2 separate regions of the Homo sapiens genome follow, and region 2 is linked to region 1. Evidence: chromatin contacts called from ENCODE Hi-C or POLR2A ChIA-PET data. All regions are on one chromosome and are shown on one strand. Each heading gives the region's core, a stretch centred on a gene start or an enhancer-like site at or near the end of the contact. The rest is flanking DNA. Distances are from core to core; before and after follow the strand shown. Region 1 overlaps MIATNB (MIAT neighbor). Region 2 holds the start of LINC02554 (long intergenic non-protein coding RNA 2554).

The links. Hi-C counts contacts between places; a loop is a spot of excess contacts on that map. ChIA-PET counts read pairs that join two places held with the same protein, here RNA polymerase II (POLR2A). Pooled maps may share reads with other maps.
Region 2: a map of chondrocyte shows a loop between it and region 1 (2.6-fold over the local background). The contact joins the promoter of LINC02554 here to the enhancer-like site in region 1. A Hi-C loop is called at or near these places in 4 of 168 maps with a recorded cell type or tissue (MCF 10A, chondrocyte, colonic mucosa and 1 more), 1 of 37 single-sample maps with no recorded cell type and 3 of 50 pooled maps. POLR2A ChIA-PET finds 5 or more read pairs at or near these places in 2 of 52 experiments (H1 and WTC11).

The regions. Positions count from the first base shown.
Region 1 is chr22:26,678,958-26,685,388 of GRCh38, reverse strand. The region is part of intron 1 of MIATNB (MIAT neighbor); the gene reads right to left. Among named protein-coding and RNA genes, the nearest start is that of MIATNB, 9.3 kb to the right of the region's middle. RefSeq lists enhancers at 2,997-3,820, 3,821-4,645. Within about 2 kb of position 3,773, at least 3 of the 41 ENCODE cell types and tissues checked have a DNase peak (open chromatin) inside an H3K27ac peak, as active enhancers do.
Region 2 is chr22:27,307,589-27,314,019 of GRCh38, reverse strand. LINC02554 (long intergenic non-protein coding RNA 2554) reads right to left here and starts at 3,369. Exons shown (of 2, transcript NR_134581.1): 1 at 1-3,369. RefSeq lists enhancers at 1,850-2,623, 2,624-3,398.

The DNA of each region.
Region 1 (6,431 bases), core at 2,524-5,023:
ATAAAAGGATACTTTTAATGGGCACTAATGGTGTGCACAGCAGTGTTATCTGCCCCACCAGGGAGAGAAGGGGTGTCTGCCTCTCTCTTTCAAAGTACTAACAACCTGGTTGCTTTCTCAATTCCAAGTGGCCCCTCACCATGCACAAACCCTTTACTGGTTTGTTTGTTTTTTTTTAAGAGACAGGGTCTCACTCACTCACCCAGGCTGGAATCAGTGGCATGATCATAGCTCACTGCAGCCTCGAACTCCTGGGCTCAAGCGATCTTCCTGCCTCAGCCTCCCGAGTAGCTGGGACCACAGGTGTGCCTCACTATGCCTAGCTAATTTTTTTACTTTTATTTTTTTATTTCGTAGAGACAGGGTCTCACTGTTTTGCCCAGGCTGGTCTTGAACTCCTGTCCTCAAGCGAACCTCCCACCTCAACCTCCCAAATTGCTGAGATTACAGGTGTGAGACATCATTTGTTGAACCAATATGGAGAGGCGGTGAAGGTGGCAGAGATGGGAAAACAGGGTAAAATGACTTGCCATAGGTCATACAGCCCTGGTACATCTAGATAAGAACACAAGTCCAATGTCAACACACTACGGTGTTGCTGCCGCCTTATTTGTGGGGACAGCCCTTCTGAAGAGGATGAAGTTGCTGGGGAGGTAGGGCACAGCTAGGATTGGAGGGCCTGAACAAATGGTTCAATCCCAGCTTTTAACACAGTGCTGGGAAGGCCTCACTCAGGCAGTCAGACTGGGCTTCTGGCAGACTTTCAGGATGCTGAAGTGAGTCTGTGAAGGCAGATCCTCACCTCAGAATTAAGGAGGGAACTGCCTTTTAAAGAATAACAGACAGAAGTGTCTGGAAGTCACAGGCACAGGGTAGCTGGTCCACAGTGGAGACAGAGGAGTCTCAGCCCCACAACACCAGTGTGGATGGTGTCTTTGATAAATGCAGTTTCTCACCTGGACTCCTCCACAGCCTCCGCCCCAGGCTTCCTGCTTCCCCGTCCCCCTCCAATCCATTCTGCACCCAGCAGCTGGAAGCCAGTGTTTACAGCATAAATCAGAGGTGTCACTCTGCAGTACAAAACCCTCCAATGGCTTCCAAATATACTTAGAGTCAAATCAGATTCCTTATTGTGGCTCAGCAGGCCCTGAGTTATCCAACCCTGGCTTGCCCCTTCAACATTACATCCCACCAGCCTCTTATGCTCTGGCCTTACCTCTGTCCCTTCAGCATGGCAAGCTTTATCCCCACCTCAGTACCTTTGCCCCTGCTGTTCCCCCTGCTGACACTTTCTCCTAATGTCGCATGGCTGACTCCATCTTAACAGCTCAAATGCCACCTCCTCTGAGAGGCCCTCTCTGACCACCGCCTGATCTTGCCCATCCTCCACTCCACCCGGGCCATCCTGTCCCACTGTCCTGCCGTACTTCTTTTCATAGCAATAAACAGTGGTAGAAAGGATTTAACTTTCTTGTTTCTATACTGAATGCCTGTCTCCCCCACTGGACTGAGAATTCCATGAGGACAGACATTTAGTTTCTTCTCACCACTCTATTCTAGGTGCCTAGCACAGAGCCTGGCACATGGACAGTGTCAATGCATATCTGATCTACTACTGAATCCAAATCTAAAGTCTAGATGGGGAAAAAAAAATAAACAGGACCTGCTTGCCCAGAGACCAAAGCAGTGAGTGAACTCGCTCAGGCTTAGTCAAGGAGGGTGTTATGCATAGACAAGATGTAGTGACCGGAGGGGTCTTATCCTGGGCTCATGTGGGGAAAAAAGGGAACAGTCCAGGCAAAAACAAATGAAGGGCTCAGAGACACAGCACTGGAGGTGAAGGAAACTGAACACTGATGATTTTTCTTATTCCGTACATCATTCATATATCAAGATTCCCGTTTTCCTTATGAAACTGTGAGGCTGGTGAGAAAGCTGCCACAGCTGTCCAAAACAGAAGGCTGGTGGTTTGGACTGGGGCAATGTCAGGGGGATAGAATAAAGTGAGAAGAGATATTTAGGGCCGAATGTGGTGGCTCATGCCTATAATCCCAGCACTTTGGGAGGCAGAGGCGGGCATATCACTTGAGGTCAGGAGTTCGAGACAAGCCCAGCCAACATGGTGAAACCCTGTCTCTACTAAAAACACAAAAATTAGCCAGGCGTAGTGGCGGGAGGCAGGAGAATCGGTTGAACCCAGGGGGCGGAGATTGCAGTGAGCCGAGATGGTGCCACTGCACTCCAGCCTGGGCGACAGAGTGAAACTCTGTCTCAAAAGAAAAAAAAAAGAAGGCCAGGCGCGGTGGCTCACGCCTGTAATCCCAGCACTTTGGGAGGCTGAGGCAGGCGGATCATGAGGTCAGGAGATCGAGACCATCCTGGCTAACACGGTGAAACCCCGTCTCTTCTAAAAATACAAAAAATTAGCTGGGCGTGGTGCCGGGTACCTGTAGTCCCAGCTACTCGGGAGGCTGAGGCAGGAGAATGGCATGAACCCGGGAGGCAGAGCTTGCAGCGAGCCGAGATAGAGATAGCGCCACTGCAGTCAGGCCTGGGCGAAAGAGCAAGACTCCTTCTTAAAAAAAAAAGAAAAGAAAAAAGAGAGAGATTTAGGCGGTAAGATGACAGGACTTCGACAATGGCTGTGACAGAGATTGAGGAAGGAAAGAAAAATGACTGTCAGGTTTCTTTTTCAAGCAACCGGAGAGACTGGGGCTCTTTCCTGAGATGGAAAATGCTGGAAGGGACTAGGATTTGGGGAAAAAAGATCCTGAGATCAGCTGAGACAGAAACAAAGTTGTTTCTTAAAAGGAACTGTATCCTTGTTTATTGCTGCATAATGAACCTCTCCAAGACCTAGAGGCTTAAAACTACCATCATTTTGCTCAGTAACCTGCAATTGGAGCATGGCTTGGTGTGGACAGTTTGTCTCTGCTCCATGCAGTATCCACTGCAGTGACTCAATTAGAGCTGGATGACCCACCTTCAAAATGGTTCATCCATAGGATTGCCAGGAGCTCAGCCAAGGCTGTGGGTGAGAGCCTTGGTTCCTCTCCACGTGAGCCTCTTGAAGCTGCTTGGGCTTCCTCACACCATGGTGGCTGGGTTCCAAGAGTGAGTATTGCCCTCCCGCGTTTTATGAACTAGCTTTGGAAGTCACATGGCATCACTTCCACCAAAGTCACAAACCACCCAGAGTCAAGGGGAGAAGGGTCAAAGTCACATTATAAGAGGCGCACGTGGGATGGGAGATATTGTTACAGCCATTTTTGTAACAATAATAATTTCTGTTTATGGCACCAGGAACATGGGGGCCTTTCACCCTTGTGACCATCCTAGAAAGAAGATCCTAGTGTTACCCCCATTTTATAAATGGGGATACAGAGGCTCAGAGAGCTGACGTGACTTGTCCAAGGTGACACAGTATGGGAATCCAGACTTGACACTGGACCTGTCCCACCTCCAGTTGGCTCAGACAAGAGCCAGCTTCATTTTTCTCTGTACTTCAGTGCCCAGTACAGGGTCTGGCCCCAGATCCAGGGGTGCAGGTGCTGGGCGAGAGGCTGAAATCAAAGACCGTGAGAGTCCACGGGGCCTCCGTCATTCCAGCCTGAGAACCTGGGAAAGCGTAAAGGCGGTTGAGGCCTGACCCCACTGCCAGAAGGTGATGTCTGGTATGAGCTCCCCGGTGGCCTGGCGTCCCTGAGATGGCTGGGAAAATGCCCCCTCAGCCCTGTGCCTCCAAGATGTTCTCTTTCCTGGGGCCTGGGCTGGAGGCTCTGGCACATTCCTTACATTCCAGAGCTTTCCTCTGGGAGGAAGCCTCCTTCACACAGGAGAGGCCTCTTGAGTGAAGATTAGGAAATCGCTAGTGTTTCAGGCTGAACAGCACCAGCTCCCCACAGCGGTCTCTGTCCCCCTGGCTACATGGCTACGCCGCTGTTGTGGGTGCTTTGCAGGGGAGGATCTGTTTATAGGCCATGGGCCAGGCAAGAGATGACTGTAGGGACTGGGCCGCCATGACTGTGGCTTCTTGAGTGCTCACCACAGGCAGGCTCAGAGGATAAAGAGGCCAGAGCTGCCGGCCAGCTTGCTCCATGACTTGGTCCTGTTGCTCCCCGGTCTAATCCTCAGGCCACTCTGTCTTCCCCCAACCCTGTTGGCCTGCCATACCTGCCCAAGGCCAAGAGAAACCATCAACACATGAAACAGGAATTGAGAGCCCATCACATGCAGACACGTTGCATATGCTCTCTTGCCAAATCCGGGTAGCTTCATTGAAAGGGACACAGTTGGGCCGGGCGCGATGGCTCATGCCTGTAATCCCAGCACTTTGGGAGGCCAAGGTGGGCGGATCACCTCAGATTGGTATTTCGAAACCAGCCTCACCAACATGGAGAAACCCCATCTCTACTAAAAATACAAAATTAGACGGGCATGGTGGCACACACCTGTAATCCCAGCTACTCGGGAGGCTGAGGCAGGAGAATCACTTGAACCCAGGAGGTGCAGGTTGCGGTGAGCTGAGATCGCACCATTGCACTCCAGCCTGGACAACAGAGTGAAACTCCGTCTCAAAAAAAAAAAAAGAAAAGAAAAAGAAAAAGAAAGGAACACAGTTATTCCCATTTTACAGATGGAGAAACTGAGGCTCAAACAGGGGAAGTCATCAGCCCTAAGTCACATAACCAGTAAGGGGTGGATCTGGCTACTCCCTAATTTGCCTGGACACCACCCACTAGAAAAGCCCAACTGACTCTTGTTTCATTCATTCAGTAAAATGTTGTTGACTCCCAACTCTGTGCCAAGTGCAGTACTGGGTACCCAGGGTACAGCTGTGAAGCAGGCTGCATTGCCCCTGCCCTTGTGGTGCTCACAGTCAGGGGAGCAGTCAATGAGCCAATAAATATGAAATCACAAACTGTGCTCAGATCCCCGAGGGCAATGAACACCCTGCAGGGAGAAGGAGTGACAGGAGAGAAACCAGCATAGAAAGAGTAACTGGGTTCGATCCCACAAGACGGAGTCAGCATTTTGGGGTGATGCGGCCCCATGGGTGTGGTGACCACCTTGAATCCAGGTTTCTCCATCCTCCAACCATGTGTCTTTGGGTGAGTTTCTTCACCTCTCTAAGCTTCAGTGCCTCCTCCTATAAAATGGGGGTGGTAATGAAACTCGTAAACTATTTCTGAGCACTTCATACATCAATGTGTCCAAACCATTCAGCACAGAGCCTGCATGGAGCAAACACTCGGAAAACAGTACCGGCCACTTTAACTCAATCCAGGTGAATGAAGGTGTGTTTGGAGGTGGAGAGAGAAGGAACAGTTTTGCCTGCAGGAAGAGCTCACAGCATCAGCGAGTTCTTGGAATAGTCTAGGCCTCAGAGGTCGATGGTTGGGGGATCCTGCATTGCTGAAAACACCAGTGTTATCAAAATAGTGAACCCTGCTGAGAGTGGCAGGATGGAATGGAAGCCAAAGGCGTACTTTGCCCATTTGGTGGAGGAGTAAGCTGAGGCTTAGAGAGGGGAAGTCACTTGGCTTGGCCTCTGTTAGGAAAAGGAGCCCTCGGCTGGGCAAGGTGGCTCACTCCCAGCACTTTGGGAGGCCGAGGCGGGTGGATCACAAGGTCAGGAGTTCAAGACCAGCCTGACCAAGATGGTGAAACCCCGACTCTACTAAAAATACAGAAATTAGCCAGGTGCAGTGGCAGGCGCCTGTAACCCCTGCTACTAGGGAGGCTGAGGCAAGAGAATCGCTTGAACCTGGGAGGCAGAGGTTGCAGTAAGCCGAGATCGCGTCACTGCACTCCAGCCTGGCGATAGAGTGAGACTCCATAAAAAAAAAAAGGAAAAAAAAGAAAAGAAGGAAGGAAGGAAGGGAGGAAGGGAGGGAAGGAGGGAGGAAGGGAAGGAGGGAGGGAGGGAAGGAGGGAGGGAGAGAGAGAGAGAAAAGAAAAGGAGCCCTCCGCAAAAATGAAGAGTGGTTTTCCAGAGTTTCTGTCCTCAGCTGCATTCTCTCCAGTCCCTATCCTTGTCCCACCCATGCCAAGTCCTACTCAATGCCCTAAAACTCTGTGATTTCCAGAGTATCCCGTAGAGCATCCAGCCCCAAATGCCCCTGAGAGGAACTGAGTTTCCAATAATAAGCAGTGAGGGTTTGGTGCAACACCACCATCTCCTGGTCGCTCCTGTGAACTACAGCTCTGGCTGGGCCACAGAGCACCTACAAAGCGGACTGGACTCCCAGGAGCTACACGACACTGACATGCAACAGACTAAATGCAGAGGCAGATATCAGAATGCAACACAATCTGTCTTCTATTAGGCCAGACATTAAAGAGATTTACCCTAAGAAAGTAAAATAATGCTGTCTTCTCACTAAATTTATTTTGCTTTGGAAAATACGGTTATTCATAATAAAGCATGT
Region 2 (6,431 bases), core at 2,120-4,619, 630 kb before region 1:
ATTTCAGTCCTGGCCCAGATGTCCACTTCGCCCACACCCTGTGGCTTCCTTTATGAATTACCCCAGAACCAGGCCCATAATGAGTAGTTGACACATGGTTGTTGAATAACCAAATGTCTGCTGGACAGCAGTTTCCATGAACATTTGTATTTCAACATTTTTTCCAGGAGACATTTTTACAGGAGACGTTGCTGTCCTGGAAGGACACTTCTTAGAAATATCTGTTTTCTTTCTTGCTTTTCTGTAAACAGAGCATCCAATCTCTCCCACTCTCTTGCATTTTTTTAAAGAATTAATTGCCCTTTTCATGGCTTTGGTGTGTTTGTACTTGCAAGCACCCTGGCACCCTTAATCACAACAACAACATTCTCTATGAACAGAGAAAATTTGAACAGTCATTAAGCACCAGTGAATGTGGAGCGTATTAATGGGCAAACAGTAAGTCGGGGGAGAAGAAAATGTTTTTCTCTTGCAAAGTACATACGAAAAGTTGATCCAAACCAACATGCTGCCATAAATCTGTTAATTTTGGCAAATTACTGGGAGTTAGCAGGGGCGGCTGGAGAGAAGGAGGCAAAAGGTTGGCCGGAAACTGCCCACCCACTTCAGAAAGGAGAAGCTGCAAGCCGGAGGGAGCCGGTGGCTTCACTCTTTGCCCAGAAGCTGGCTGCCCTTTGCTGGGGTTTCTCTGGTCTTGAAGCCAGTGTGTGACTGTCTCTCTAGGTAGCCGGGGCCGTGGCCCGATTAAGAATGCAGCCTGAAACTGGGATGAAGGGAGGCCCAGGCCTGAGGGCCAGGCCTGAGGGGCTGCAGCCTCTCAGGGGGCTCTACGGTTCTTTCCCATTCCAATTGCATTGCTGGTCCACTCTGGGCCCCTGACCTGGGCTGCCTCCTCCCGACCCCTTTCCTCCTCCTCCCCCACACCCAGACCCAGTCTGGCTTTGGTCTGTTTCCTTTGGCTCAGACCTTGTATTGCTCTCTCTGTTCTGGGACTGAATTAGGTTCAGGGGTAGGGGGAGGGAATTGACTGTGTGCTGTAAGAGTGTATGTGTGCCTCTAGATGGCTGTGTGCCTGGATGTGATGTATGTGTGCATGCATGTGTGCATATATGTGCATGTATGAGGGCACGTGAGTGTATGTGCACGAGTGTGTGCATGTGAATGTGTGCATGTGAGTATGTGTGTGCACATACGTGTGTGTGAATGTATGTGTGTGTGCCTATGCATGTGTGTGTACACATGAGTGTGCATGTATGAATGTGTGAATGTGTGCGTGTATGTGTGTGCCTTGAGTAGGTGTGCGCATATGCGTGTGTGTGCTTGTATGTGCATGCACATGCATGTGTGTATGTGTGGTGCATGTGAATATATGTGTACCTTGAGTATGTGTGCATGTTAGTGTGTATGTGCACGAGTATGCATGCGTGCACATGAATGTGCATATGTGTGTGCATGCATATGTTTGTGTGTGTACAAATATGTGCATGTTAGTGTGTGTGTGTGCACACTTGAGTATGCATGTGTATGTGTACACCAGCCTAGGTGCTAGTGTGTTAGAGAGGGGTGGGGAGGAGCTGCTGGTGTCACTCAAGGCTTTTGATAACAAAGAACATTTTTTCTTCCCAGTGGAAACAAAACCCAGCCTTCCAGAGACAACTCATGCCCTCTCAATCTCCCTCTCTCCACCCCCTCCTTGTTCCCCTCTCTGCCCCTCCTTCTCTCTCCTCCAGAATGTTTTCTTTCTCAGTGCTCTTTTTCTCATCTTAGATTGCTTTCTCTGTCTTTCAGGCTTCTCATCATCTTCTCGATTTTTTTCCCGTTTCTCATTCATATTTCTGTCTCTCGCCATCACTCTCCCGTCTCCTCTCTCTCTCTCCCCTTTCTCTCGCTCCTTCTTTCCTCCTGTCCTCTCCCCTGACCCTGATTCATCCTGTGGAGTTCAGAGCTGTCACACTACGGACTTCACCATGTGAGCAGGAAATGAAGGAGAAACACAAACGCCACTTCTCTTGGAGCCAGTCTTAACTCACAGATTCCGTGGGGCACAGAGGTGACGGCAAGATGCAGAATGCCAAGTCCCCTTCTCGCCACTCCTCTGTCGGGTGGGGCTGTGGGGCCTGCAGGAGGCTCCTCTGTCCCAGGTGCCTTTTCCTGCCTCTTCCTTTTCCTGGCGGACACAATCCTCTCCTTTGCGGCTTGCTCCTTCTCAGCCCAGCGGGGGTTTGCTCTTTGCTGCCTGGGAAGCTGACTCCTCGGCCATGTGCTGCAGCATGAATTGGTTAACATATTTACAGTAAATATGCTCCTGGTTATGCCGGAGGAAGGGGCTGCTTTGGTTAAGCATTTATTACTGAGGCGGCTATTTTCAATGTGTTCCACATGATCATTCGGCAAAGCTGCAATTCGGCACTTGTTCTAGGCTTGAAGGAATCGCTTCCCCAGAGGTGACCCTTGGCGGGAGATTGCATGTCACTACATGAGGAATGGCCGCGGCGGGTGTGATGGGTAGGCTGTCTGCCTTCTCTGACCTCAATCGCTTTCCTGCGGTGCGGCTGCCGGGACAGATGAGGGTTGACACAAAGTGCTTATAATTTCCTTTGGAAAGTGGCAGAATGATAATGGGGTGCTGAGCCCCGACCGGTTGGCCTTCACAGGCCGGGAACTCCTGTTGGGAGTGGCCGTCCTAATGGGGACAGGGAGAGGCTTCGGTTGAATTAAGAGAATGCCCAGCAGGTGGGGAGAAAGTTGCAGATTCAGGAGGCAGATTATTTTGGGACCCAAAGCTAGCGGGCCACGCAAGGAACAGGTTGTACCGAGTGCCTGCTGCGTCCTCAGCACCACGCAGTGAATGTTCTCCCATGCACTGCGATGTCTCCATCAGCGTGAGGCCTAGTTGGGGTGCAGAGGCAGTGCAGCACAGTGGTGACAAACCCCGATCCTGTGCCCACACACTCCAGCTCTGCCCATCCCCAGCCCGGTGGCTCTGCACGAACGACCTGACCACGCTCATGTCTTGGTTTCTCTGCATGTGAGGGGGACGACATCAGTGCCTGCTCAGAGGGCCGTCCTGAGCATCCTAGGGGCCAAAGTTGGGGAGCACTTCGAACAGGGCTGGGCACACAGCAAGCTCTGTTGGAGCGCTATTAGCATTGTTGTCATTGCTGTTGTTGTTATTCTGTGTTTAAGAATGCAATATATGAATAGATGAGGCAGGCTTCCATAAGATAAATCAGAACGCTGAGGCACTGAGACATTGAGAACCTTGTAGCCCAGCGTAAAGCACTCAGGAGTTGGAAGTGGGGTTAGAAATCAGTATTCATATTCCACTTGATGTCTCTGAGGGGCAGCCCTTCCGAGGTTTGTCTCCTGCCCTCCCTCCCTCCCCCCTCCTTCCCTCCCTCCCCCCTCCTTCCCTCCCTCCCCCCTCCTTCCCTCCCTCCCTTCCTTCCTTCCTTCCTCTCTTCCTTTTTTCCTTTTTCCCTGTACCCTTCCTTCCTTCTTTCCTCCCTCCTTCTCTTCTCTCTCTCCCTTCTTCCTTCCTTCCTTCCTTCCCTCCTTCCTTCCTTCCCATCCTCCCATCTTCCTCCATCTCTTTCTTTTTTCTTTTCTATTAAATGTTAATTTCTCCTTTTGAATAATGAGACACGCATGGCAATTGGCCATGTAAAGGACACTTGGGACAAATCTGATCATCCCTCTGGAGAGCATAGCAGCTGGGGACCATGTGGCCCTGCCCACCGTCACCCCATGGCATGCAATAGGTATTCAATGAATACTGTCTCATTTTTCCTTCATCAGAAGTCCCCTTTGGACAGATCATTCCCCATCTCTGGGCCTGAAAATATGCCAGACCAGGTGCCTTGGATCTGGGTCCTCCTGGCCCTGAATCCTGCACCTATCAAGCAGAGCAACCCTGGGTGAATCCTGGAACCTCCCTGGACCTCGGGGCTTCCATCTGCAGAATCTTCTCCTGGGAGTTGTGAGGCTTAGGGGAGGAGAGGAAGGCTCTCTGGGAGCCAGCAGGGCCAGGAGCATCTTGACCTCTTGCAAAGCTGGGCCTTTGCAAAGCAAAGCTTGACCTCTTGCAAAGCTCTTGCAAAGCTGGGCCTGGTTATTGGCAGGATCTATAAGCATCTGGCTGATCTAGGCTATTCTTGGACTTTAAAAAATAGCCAGAGGTGCAATCGTGGTTACACAAAGTAGGCACTCTGAAAATATTTGAGCTCTGCAGGATGCATTAGGAGAAATGCTAACAATGTTAGCATTCCTGGAAGGAAGGGTCTGGAAGAAAGCTCAGGCTAATTTAGGAGATCCCCTCTGTGCCATCCTCTCTTAGGACACCTTCCAGCTTGCAGTGCCCTTTTCTTCTGTTTTCATATATATATATATTTTGTTTTGTTTTGGTTTTGGTTTTTTTTGAGACAGAGTCTCACTCTGTCACCCAGGCTGGAGTGCGGTGGTGCAATCTTGGCTCACTGCAGCCTCCGCCTCCCAGGTTCAAGTGATCCTCCTGCCTCAGCCTCCCAAGTAGCTGGGATTATGGGTGCCCACCCCATGCTCAGCTAATTTTGTGTGTGTGTGTTTTTAGTAGAGATGGGGTTTCACCATGTTGGCCAGGCTGGTCTCGAACTCCTGACCTCAGGTGATATGCCCACCTAGGCCTCCCAAAATGCTAGGATTACAGGCGTGAGCCACCACACCTGGCCCTGTTTTCCTATTGAGTGCATGCATGAACACATGAGTCGGGGTGGGTTGTGTCGCCTTTAGACAGATTTAGTCTCTCCACACAGGTATTTGATTTGGGTATGAGGAAGGTTGCTTCAAGCTGGTCAGGGCTGTGGTAATGAAACATTGTTAGCATTTCCAGATCTGGAAGAATGGTCTGTGTCCTAGCCATCTGGGAATATCGTAACTGGCTGTCTTCTCTCTCTCTTGTCCACTCTAAGACATGAAAATATAACTAATAATTGTTCATTTCAGAGACTCTTTCCAACCACAGGGACAAAAAGAGTGGCCCTTCCTCAGAAACCCAAACCTGACCACATTGCTCTCCTCCTCACATACTATCTTAGTTTGAATTTCCCCAGAAGCAGACTTTGAGATAAGGAACTAGGGACAAGAAATATTTTTGGGGAGGGGATTCCAGGAAGCCCCAAGATGGGAGTGGGAGAAATAATCCAGCCAATAAAGGGTATGTCTTAAAGCCAGTTATCAGTGTGGGTGACTGGAGCTCACTCCAGCAGACAAATTCTAGAAAGCCCTAAAATCCAAGCTTCAGAATTCATCCCACCTGAGGAGTGAGGGAGCTGGGGTATTGATACACCATCTCCCAAGAGTCACTAGCTGAGAGCTGCTTTGGGTTGGGGCAGGAAAATCCCTTGGCACTTCCAGCCTACCCTGTGGATCTCTAGAACAATCCCTAAGACTCAAAGATACCAACAGCTGAGCACACTGAATTAATAAGGCTGAAGGCTGCAAGTAAGTTTCCAACAGGGCTGCTACACAACCCTCTCTCAGTCTGTATACCTTTTGCTCACAGAACTTTCCTGGCTGTTAAATGCCTCTTCCCCATGCTTTTAAGCACTCCTTTCCCCAAATGTCATGCTTCTTGCAACTGTGTTTAACTGTCTGTGCATTTGTCTGCTTGCCCCCATCCTGTGTTCCAGCTGTGAGCCCCATGAGACAGAGCCATATCTTATCCAACTCTCCATTCTCAGAATAAATGTTCAACATTAAAAAAAATGAATCCTATGGAGATGGGGCAGACAGAGGTTCACAGGAGAGGGAATTGTGTGGGAGCAGAGCCTCAAGGAGAGATACTCAAACCCTTGTAGGTAGCAGACTTCACGAGCTGCCAAGGTGGAGATACTTTTCTCTGGATTCGCCCCTGTTCTGACCATCAGTGTCCCCACCCAGCCCAATTTCAGGAACAGGAGAGGGAGAGACAGAACCACACCCTTATTAAAATTGAGGCCTTTGCTCACAGTGAATGGAAACAGACGAATCTGAGATCATCCTTGGCAAGAAATGCTGGGAAACAGAATATTCCTTTTGGGATGTTGATGGTTGAATCTCAGCACAGCTTTTGGCTTTATTTCCATCTTGTTGATACCTGAAATAATTGTGAAAAGTTTGAGATCATCTCTTGGGCCCAGATGCTCATAGGTGGTCCTGGGTCACTGAGCATAAGACAGTGATGGGTAGCTCATGCCAGGGACTTTGAAGAGATGAGTGATTTTAGGCAAAGCACCTTGGCTATGATGCCACAAAGACGGGAGGTGGCCACTTCCTGTGAGACAGGAAGTGGAGACAAATATATAGGGAAGCCATTTTCAGAGCAAGGGTGGCTTGTGGATTCATAGAAGTTCTTAATATTTCCCATCCTGACATATTAAGAATGAAGGATGTGTTGTCCCTTACTAGCTCTCAGT